Regions from separate parts of the Homo sapiens genome. Here region 1 is linked to region 2. Evidence: chromatin loops called from intact Hi-C (ENCODE). Cell type or tissue: endothelial cell of umbilical vein. All regions are shown on one strand. Each heading gives the region's core, and the rest is flanking DNA. Links, peaks and the distances in the headings are about the cores only.

The links. Peaks named below come from ENCODE experiments on the same cell type or tissue, not always from the same donor. Only the 100,000 strongest peaks of a DNase experiment are listed, where the experiment ranks them.
Region 1: it touches region 2 in a loop (10-fold over the local background); 1 of 110 quality-filtered maps calls a loop at or near these places.

The regions. Positions count from the first base shown.
Region 1 is chr1:186,573,452-186,578,839 of GRCh38, forward strand. No RefSeq gene overlaps it. Among named protein-coding and RNA genes, the nearest start is that of PTGS2, 100 kb to the right of the region's middle. In endothelial cell of umbilical vein, for the core only: no CTCF peak of the experiment used is centred there; DNase peaks (open chromatin) are centred at 1,720 and 2,180; H3K27ac peaks cover 858 bases.
Region 2 is chr1:186,440,628-186,446,015 of GRCh38, forward strand. It overlaps PDC (phosducin), which reads right to left. Exons shown (of 4, transcript NM_002597.5): 4 at 2,939-3,879. The coding sequence ends at 3,352. The region is part of intron 2 of PDC-AS1 (PDC antisense RNA 1); the gene reads left to right. Among named protein-coding and RNA genes, the nearest start is that of PDC-AS1, 8.2 kb to the left of the region's middle. In endothelial cell of umbilical vein, for the core only: no CTCF peak of the experiment used is centred there; a DNase peak (open chromatin) is centred at 2,274; H3K27ac peaks cover 2,542 bases.

The DNA of each region.
Region 1 (5,388 bases), core at 144-5,143, 130 kb after region 2:
TGAGACCAGCCTGGGCAACATAGTGAGACTCTGTCTCTACAAAAATAAAAATAAAAAATTAGACTGGCATAGTGCTGTGTTCCTGTAGGCCTAGCTACTCAAGAGGTTGAGGCGGGAGGATTGCTTGAGCCCGGGAGTTGGAGGATGCAGTGAATTATGATTGCACAACTGCACTCCAGCCTGGCTGACAGAGTGAGACCATTTCACACACACACACACACACACAAAATCTGGATATATAATTATCTTCATAGACTCAACTTAAATAGAAAAGTGGATAATGTCACTTCCCTTTTAGCCAAATCAGGAGAGACTCATAATAAACAGTTAATGTATTTCCTAGAAATTTTACAGAAATTATAGCTTGGGTAAAAAAAAAATGGCTTTTTAAATCTATGTATTTTATTTCAGTGTTGCACTACAGAAAGTTTTATCTTTGCATTTAGCAGGTTCTTCTGTGTCTTTGGTGTTAGGTTGCACCATCATTGGGTGTCTCTATGAATAGTATTCTGTAAACAAATATTCAGTTGACATATTAATAACTTCTTTCGTGTCAGTAACTGTTTAATGAGCTTTACACATATTGTGTGATTAATTCCTTCAGCAACTCTGTAAAGAAAGCATTATTTCCATGTCAAGACTGAGAATTAAATGCGAAACCTTACTTAAAGCCACACTCTTAATAGTAGAGCAAGAATTTAACCTAAGTTTGTCTAACCCTTCACTGCTTTGCTGTACTGCAGTCACACAAGCCATTAAAAGTGTCTGAGGTACATAAAAATTTCAATGTTGCTACATTTTACTCTTTTTACTCTTCTGAGATAAGATTCTCTATCATTCTGATTTATTGGAAGCATCAAATTCTCCTTATCATTCAAGGAAACTACGTGGGCAACACTTCCACCCTTAAACCATGACTGCATCCCTTTCACTCTGTCCAGAGTTTTATAGTCTGAAATTTACCTCATCACACCTGCTTTTAATAATTATTCATCAGAGCTTTTCCTGAAAAAAAAAATACTCTGAATATGGATATCATTATGAGTTTTGTCATTTCCTCTCATGTTATTTTCAACAAGTTAGAGATGGCCTTATAATAATCAGTAATTGCAAGGCTTTGGATAAACCTCATGGCTATCATGCCAACACCATATAAATAATATGTTAAAATAATATAATGTATTTTTACTTTTGTGAAGAAAGCATTTCACTCTTCACAGCATTCTATCATATCCTGTTTTATGTGGATCTAGCAAAAGGTAAGGGTGTTTTTTTTTTTTTTTTTTGAGATGGAGTCTTGCTCTGTCACCCAGGCTGGAATGCAGTGGCAGGATCTTGGCTCACTGCAACCTCCCCATCCCAGGTTCGAGTGATTCTCCTGCCTCAGCCTCCTGAGTGGCTAGGACTAGAGACGTGCACCACCACATCTGGCTAATTTTTGTGTTTTTAGTAGAGATGGGGTTTCACCATGTTGGTCAGGCTTGAACCCCTGACCTCATGATCTGCCCACCTCAACCTCCCAAAGTGCTGGGATTACAGGCATGAACCACCACGCCCAGCCCAAAGGTTTCATATTAGCAAATTGTTAAACTTTAATAGTAAATGCTATCCTTATTTACATGACTCAGTTGAGGAAATGTTTAATGATGTTATACTCTGAATGTTAAGACTCTGGGGCTGGGTTAAATCAGGGAAGGAGATGAATTCCAGAGTGAAGCAAGGAAGCAGAAAAATAATAACATAAGAAAGATTATTATCACATTAGAAAATAATCTCTTTGTTGCTTTCCAAGGAGGAAGGAAAAGAATGGGGAATAAAAAAGAGGAATTTATAAACAGCTGCAAATAGTAATAAAAAAGCAAGGCACATAAGTAGTATCCCAGAAGCCACATTACTTCAACTTTGCAGAAAGTAGGAAATAAGGAGATAGGGAAAAGGGGAAGAAATCATGGTTTAGCATCCCAATTTTATTGTTAAATATAATTTTATCTTGGCCACTTCCTTTTTTAAAATGCTGTTGGATTACACAACATTAATTACAGGATTTCCTGAGTATTCAGAATGTGGTAAAACCTACTGTATTCTTAGCATTTTTTAGATGTGGCAAATATTTATTGGTTTTTTGGCTGCCTTATATCTTGTTCTACTTCTGACATGAGATTTGCTTTTAGTGAATTAACCTTTTCCCCTTGGATATAATCCAGCTGGACAGAAATCACATGATCTGTCCTAACTAAAGGTTCAGCAACTTTTGAAAACTGAACAAGTACTCACAGAGACTTCACTGTCTGGGCTATGTTCTTGGTGATAGAGTTTTAGCCTTAATTATAGTTAGGTATTTCACACAAATTGTGCCAATTAGATGTTATTACCTTGTAATTTGATCTCAAACAAAGTGACAAAGAGAATGTATTTATTTCATTGGTGATGTCTTAATGCTCTAACCAAGAAAGTTTTGTAGTTCTTATATTTTTGCCTTCAAAGATTTGTTTTGTTTCCTGTGTTTGTGCCAGCCTTTCTATAGATTCTGTATCTCCTATTGACCTTCCAATACATTCCCTATTGCTTAGTTAAAAACCTTGCTGATTAGCTATACAACCTTTACCCGCTTTCCTTATTACAACCCCGAAGTCTTCATTTCTCATTGTCTCCTCAGAGATGGTTTCTGTACCTAGCAACAAAGAACTCTAGCAGACATAGTAGACCTTCCAAATGTAGCTAAAGGGAAGCCAACTACTTATTTATTCAGCAAAAATATACGGAGTACTTACTGTATGCTGGACACTATTGCCAGACATTTGGGTGGTGAACAAGCAAATCTTGGCTTCAATTCTCAAAGAGCTTGTAGTCTTCCTGACATCATGGTGGCTAAGTGGTAATGTTAACATCCTGGGAAGAATTTGAAGCCAAGAACACAAAAAAAGAATGCATGTCAGGAGTTGAAGACCAACCTGGGCAACATGGTGAAACTCCTTCTCTCTCTTTTTTTTTTTTTGATGGAGTTTTGTTCTTTCGCCCAGGTTGGAGTGAAGTGGTGCCATCTTGGTTCACTGCAACCTCTGCCCCTGGGTTCAAGAGATTCTCCTGCCTCAGTCTCCTGAGTAGCTAGGATTATAGGTGTGCATCACCATGCCTGGCTAATTTTTAATAGAGGCAGAGTTTCACCATTTTGGCCAGGCTGGTCTCAAACTCCTGACCTCAGGTGATCTAACTGCCTCAGCCTCCCAAAGTGCCAGGATTACAGGCATGAGCCACTGCGCCCGGCCTGAAACCCCTTCTCTACTAAAAATACAAATTAGCTGGGCATGGTGGCATGGGCCTTTAGTGCCAGCTACCTGGGAAGCTGAGGTGGGAGGATCACTTGTGTCCAGGAGGCAGAGGTTGCAGTGAGTGGTGATTGCGCCGCTGCACTCCAGCCTGGGTGACATAGAGAGAGAGACCCTGAAAAAAAAAAAGAAAAAGAATGTGTGGGGAGTGACAGAGAGGAATTGAGATGTTTGTGAGGGTACAGTAAGGAAGGAAGGTAAAGGTCACATGAGTAATTAACAGAGTTTTGTTTTGTTTTTTAAATAGAGGAACCATATGTATAGGTGCTAATAAATATAGTTATGTATTTATATAGCTAATTATTTACCAAATCTGATCCAACTTTCTGTTGCTGATATCATTGCCTTAATTCAGGCTTTCCTTATTAAATATCTTGTTTATTAGCTTCCTCGAGTGCAGTGATACCATCAACCTTCACCCACTCTTCTCCTCACTACTCTTAGCCCAACATCCACAATACACTGCTTCCAGGATTGCCTTTCTACTCTGCAAGCTGTCTGTATCAGTCCCTGCTCAACATTTTTCAGTAGCTCTTCAATGCTTTTCTAATACATCTGGCATACAAAGGACTTTAATACCATGACATTTACCTGCTTATTTCAATTTCATACCTTGGCACTTTTCCCAGCACGCTTGCATTACATCACTTTGAAAGTAATTCAGGTAACTTGATCTAATCTTGTTTTCTCTGGCCTCCTTACTCTTTCAACTCTCTACTTCTGGATTAAAATTTGAGATTCAGTTGATTTTACTAATATTATATTGTGGTATCCATACCGTAGACTTGATAGGTTAAAGAAAATCTAAATTCTACATCCAAGAGGTAGAAATCCAAAGCAATATTTGTAGATGTTGACTTTGCTTTAATGCAGATGAAATGCTCAATTCTAAAATTAACCATTGTGAAGGCACAAGAGGAATTGTTCTGCTGTAGAGGCAGATCTGAGGCTTGGTAGCACTGTCCACTGTCCAAGGTGACATGTGCCAGGGCCAGGATAGGCACCCTTGTACCCAGGCCCCCACAGTGGTCGCCTGTGGCTCCTGGCCTTGCTCTGGCCATGAAGTTCAATGGTGGCAGCCAGGCTGGCGGTCCCAGCTCAGGTGGCTGGAGTGGAGCAGAGGATACAGAGGCACCCTTTGAACTGAGTGTTTCTCTATATTTGTTACAGGCCAGGACTGCCAAGGCAGGTTTTTCTTCCGAGAACATCCAGCCCTATGCTATGTGTAGTTTGATCTTGAGAGACATATTCCACTTGACTAAACACCCAGGAACACAACTCATTCAGACACTGTGCATGTGTGGGACATGTATGAAATAATTTTATTTCAGGGCAAAACTTCAACAGCACCAGAAACAGCAAATGGGAGAAAATTCTTCCAGAATCATTTTGGACAGGGAAGATCTGCACATTCAGTGAGTCACAGAAGCCCTTTACCTGCAACATGGTGTAGGTAAGGGAGGTTAGGGAAGACTTTCAGGGCACCTTGGGCTATCCCCAGCAGCAGACCACTCACAATGGGGAGAAATCAGTCATAATCATCTAGTTCACGGCCTACTTTTACAGTGGAAAAGTCATTCTACATGGGGATAGTGCCTTTAGCTGCAAACACACACTTGCTCAGGAGCAGGATGTCCACCCTGGAAGACGGCATTTTGTGTGCAGTAGACGTGGGAAGGAATTCAGCTACAAATCCTCACTCATGCATCACAGAGTCAACAATGGTGAAAGCCTTTATGTGTGTAGCAAATGTGGAAAATCCTTCAGACAAAGCTCCACCTTCAGTCAACACTGGAGAAATCATACTGGCACAAGGTGTTAACAAGTGCAGAGAATATGGGAAATCTTTTACCCAAAGAAATCTCCTTGCTGAAAACCACAAAGTTCACACAGGAGCACAACCTCATGAGTGCTGTGAATGTGGCACATCTCACCATAGTTCTAACCTCAGCGAACATTGGACAGTTCACACTTGAGAAAAGCCCTTTGAATGCAGTGAATGTAGGAAATCCTGTAGAGAAGGTACTGGTCTCTTTCAACTACCAGAATGTTCACACAGGTG
Region 2 (5,388 bases), core at 282-5,281:
GAGGGCAGTTTGTAATCCAGTATTTCTGCAGCAGCAGGCTTCAAATATTCTAGGCAAATCCTGCTTTTTGTTCAACTCTTCCTGATGAGTGTTGTGATTAAAGCTTCACCTTGGCATCCATTAGTCATCGAGTGCTTACTTTGAGAATGGTTGCTATCATCATTTACTCTATAAACAGGTGCCACCTAGTTACTTTTGTTTTGGCAATTATGGGTTAAATACATTCCTGAGCCTAGTCCTGCTTAAGCTTGCTAGTTCTCTATTTTAAATTAAGGCACGGTAGGTTATTTCTTTCAAGAGTAAAGGTTTCTTTAAGTAGGAATCTTTCAAATTACTCATTTTTACTCATTTTGATTCTTGTTTTCTGTAGATGAGTCTTTCACTGTTCAGCCTTGCTTTACTGTGCCTGGCTGACAAAACTGCATTACATCGCAGTTAACAATGGCTAATGATTAAAAATAACATATTTTATTCTTAAAATATTGCTCTCTTTTAAGATGCTTATTTGACTATTCTTCGTTACTGCCTTGCTACCATTCTTCTAAGTATTTACTTTCAGTCCATGGAATTAATGTCAATTTATAAAGAGTTGTTCCACTGAGGAGTTTTTGAATTATAAATATATTATGCAAGGATCCTGTTTTTTGCTACAGTTTTTTAGGTCCAGTAATTCCTTAGCAAAGAACTCTGTATGGGATTAATACATTTGTTAGCAATTACTTGATAGGAGAAAACATGTTGAACTATTACTTTAAAGCTACTTATTTTATATATAATTACCCTGAATGTCTCCTTTCTAGCACTTTTTCTCCATGTGATATGCCTGTTGTTCATCAAGTTAGAAATAGTCCATGGGGCAATTAAAATTACTTTCCCAGTTGATAAAGAAGAATAGAGGATGGAATTTTAGATTCATGAGCAAAAACACTCAGTACCTATTGAAGTGACCATATGTTAGGGAGTAGTCACAGTCAGGAGTTCTATCTCACCCACTTTTGTTTCACCAAAATCTAGTACAATCGCAGACCTTCTTCCCCTCCACTGCCACACCATTTGCTTCCTCCTTTCTTCCCTTCCTGCAATTGAGACATAGGATTTTAGAGTCTAGGACAGAGATAAAACTGGAGATGTGAATTTGAGAGTGGCCTTAATATAAATGGTAATTAAGATTATGAACTGGAGGACGTTACCTGGGGTGTTTAGAGGATAAATCAGCAAAGGAAACTTGGAAGGAATAGTCAGTGGAATAGAAAGCAAACAAGCAGTGAGTTTTCAAATCAGCCAAAGAAGTGACTTAAAAAGGGTAAGAGGCCAGGTGCCATGGCTCACGCCTGTAATCCCAGCACTTTGGGAGGCTGAGACAGGTGGATCACTTGAGGTCACGGGTTCGAAACCACCCTGGCCAACATGGTGAAACCCCGTCTCTACTAAAAATGCAAAAATTAGCCAGGGGTGGTAGCGCATGCCAATAGTCCCAGCTACTCCCAGGCAAATCACTCAAACCTGGGAGGCGGAGGTTGCAGTGAACCAAGATTGCACCATTGCACTCCAGCCTGGGCTACAGAGTGAGACTCCATCTCAAAAAAAAAAAAAAAAGAAAAAGAAAAAGAAAAAAAAAAAAAACAGGGTGGGTTGTGGTGTAGAAAATAGTCAACTATGACACGTGTTTTTAAGAGGGAGAAAAAAAATAAGGAATGAGAATTGGCTATTAAGTTTGACTCTAAGTACTTGGAACAAAGGCCTGCTTGGAGTGAGATGAAAAAAAAAATTGGAAGTGAGGAATAAAGATGGTGACTTTAGATATCTCTTTTGAGAGACACAATTGTAAAGGAAAGAGAAGTGAGTGATAGCTGGAAAATTTAAGTTATAGGTGGGCGTATTTTAAACAGTGGGCTATTTAAAAATTCACATGTAAGCCAATATAAATAATACAACATAGAGAAGGAAGAAAGAGATGATGCAGAGAGGGGAGTCATAATTGCAGGAGAAATAATTACTACGTGGATAAAAAGAGTAGGATTCACAGCACAGTTTGATCAGTTGGCATTAGATAGAATGGACACTTCTTCCATCATGACATCAGCAGAAACAGTGTTTACTTCAGCTGTCCACTTTAGATCTGGTGATGGAAAGATGAAGTAGGTCTCATCTGATATCTTTTGTTTTCTCAATGAAGTATGAGTAAGATGAAATGTTTGAAGTGGAGGAAAGTGATATAAAAGGCTTATGGAAAGGAGACAAGCTATAACAATAGTCATTTAGGAGAGTGAAAAGTAGACTTTGTGGCAAATGTCTGATTTCAACATTAGGCTGCCACAGGAAATTGTGCAAACCTGCTTTAAACAGATTTCTCACAGGGAGCCCCTTTTTGGGTACTTATCAAGTACCATATCTTTAATTGCAGGCCATATTATGTCAGCACCATTATTTCTCTACTGTGATTCAGACACCTAGGAATTTCTTTTATCTTGCTCTTCATCTCATTGTTCATTTAAAGACATTTAAACATATTTTATTTTTCACTTCCACGTTTTTGTGTTGGAGGAGAGACTTCCAAATGTTTTCAAGGGAAATAAAAGTAGAACTTACACTTCACTTCTCTGATTCTCTGTTTTACTATTTATAAAATGGGAGTAATACTATCTATGTACAGATTTGTGGTTAAGAATTAGAGATGATATGTATAAAATACTGGCCCATAATAGGCAATCAACAAATGAATATTGTAATTTTATTACCACTAAATATTATTCTTACACCCAGAGAATAAAAACATATTGCTTCCTTTTTTAAATACAACTTTAACTTGGCACAGTGTTTCTAAGTTTCTTATGCATTAATTTGGTTGGAATATAAGATATTTTACTGAATGATATTTTGTATTTTGGGCTTTATAATGTTTTTAGGGTCTTGGTAATGTAATGCTTGAGAAAGAATAGACTTCAAATAGAAAATTTATTTTCTCATGAGATTTCATTTTTATTACACAAAGAAAATTATAATGAATAATGTAATTTGAAAAGTCCAAATAATAACAGTGATGAGGGAAAATGGAGTAAAAAAGACAAAACATAACTTGAAAGGGATTTTTGAAAAATGTCATAATATTATCCACATCCTCTTTGTCTACTAATAATGTTGCTGAAGACAGCTCTGTTTTGTAGTCAAGCATTGTATCAATTTGAGTAACTAATACTAAGAAATGCTAATAACTCGATTGTTGCATCAGTCATTTTTGTCAAGTTAGCATAGCCGTGCCCATACTCTGTGTTCACTAAAGCAATATAGATACTACCAAAACCATCATCCAATACCTAAAGGATAAACATGAGATATTGACATAGTGAATCTTCATTCAACATCTTCTTCTTCTATTTTGGTATGCTCTAGGACATGTACCTCTCTTTCAGGTAGTAACCCATATTCATTTAGGAAAGACTCCACATCCCCAGCAAAAAATTCTTCAGCAAACTGTTCAGCAACACTAATAAAATTGCTTATGAGTTCCCCACCTTTATAGATGAGCAGTGTAGGAAGTACATCTAAGGAAAAGCGGTCCCCAGCACCTGTATTCGAAGCTTTTATTTTACAAAACTTAACTATAGGGTATTCTGCTGCAAGGCATGTTAAACTACTGTTTAGAGCATCACAACCCTTAATACCATCTTCATAAATGTGAACAACAATTGTGGTGATCTTCAGTTCCTTTTCAATTGTTTCTAGGAATTGCTTTCCAGTTTCCAGCTCATACACAAACCCATATCTAGGCCCAAAACTCAGCTTCTGGTGCATATCCTGCATACACTGTCTACGGTATTTACGAAGGCAGTTTTCATCCTCTTTCTCTTTATGGATTAGTTCATATTCTTGAATGCTCATCTGAGAATAAAGAAATGATAGAAATTATTAAGTCAGAAGTTTTATTCCTTAGATATACCAAGCCCATTCTCAACCGAAGGAGTGTACTTTTGCTCTTTTTTTTCTGCCTGGACCACCTACCTTTCACTCCTGATGTGCCTTTCTCTTTCACCTCATTGAAGCTTTTGTTTAAATGTCACCTTCCTTGATTACTTTACCTAAAAAGGTCCCCATCTCACACTCTCCATCTTTATGCTGGTTTATTTTCTTTATAGCAACAAACACTATTATATCTTATAACTTACTGATTTTTTTGAATATCCAAAAAATTCAAGTAAGACAGCTTTTCCTACTATTTGGAGTTCATCAGATCATCCAAGAGGTTAATTTTTGGACCAGCAGCATCAGCATCACTTGGGAACTTCTAGGAAATGCAAATATTTGGGCACCACCCTAGGTTTACTGAATTAGAACCTATAAGAGTGAGGCTAAGTAATCCATATTTTAACAAGCCCTCCAGGGTATTATTATTCACTAGTTTGGGCTGAAGTAAGAAAAGGCCCAAATTCCATTTTCTAAGATAGCTACTTTTCATTGCAGTTGGAATAAAAAGTCACCTGCAGGGCCTTCCATAATAGCTACTCCATTATTAATGTATTTAACAGAATATTAAGCACCTATTCCCCCAACCAAAAAAGAAAAAAAGGTATAAAGGAACAATGGGGCATAGTGTGATTAATAGATGTGGAGCAGCTCAGAACCATGGATTTTTAAAGTAGAGGAGAATTGAGAACACGTGAAACTAATGTTTATGAAAAACATACCAGGTGTTGGGTACTTCACGTAGATTATGTTATCTAATCCTTACAGATAACCTCTGAGGTAGGTACTATTAGTGTCATTTTACAGAAGACACTGAGATTTAAGTTAAGTAAAAGTTTATGATGCTTTCATTACTTCTTTCTTTTGCTTCTGTTTCTTATATTTGTTTCCCTAATGTCCTCATTCTTTTCCTTATCATATTTTTTTCTGTTTTAAGATTACTGTCCCGGGATGGGTATGGGAGCTCATGCCTGTAATCCCAGCACTTTGGCAGGCCAAGGAAGGTGGATTGTTTGAGCCCAGGAGAACAGACTGGGCAACATAGTGAAACTCCATCTCTACAAAAAATGGTGGCACATGCCTGTAGTCCCAGCTACTTGGGAGGCTGTGGCAGGAGAATCGCTTGAACCCAGGAGGTAGGGGTTGCAGTGAGCCAAGATTGCGCCACTGCACTCCAGCTGGGGTGACAGAATGAGACTCTGTCTCAAAATGATAATAGTAATAATAATAATAATATTGTCCCAATTTAGTTTTAATCCTAAAAATTTCCAATGTTTCATATAATTTTTAAGTTGTTGCTATAGTTCTGTTAATTTAACAGATCAAACCACACAAATTTGACTTGAAGATGTATTTGAGCATTTATATGAAAACTTGTTTCATTCACATATTCAGGCATATGGATATGTAGGCATTCAGATACATTTC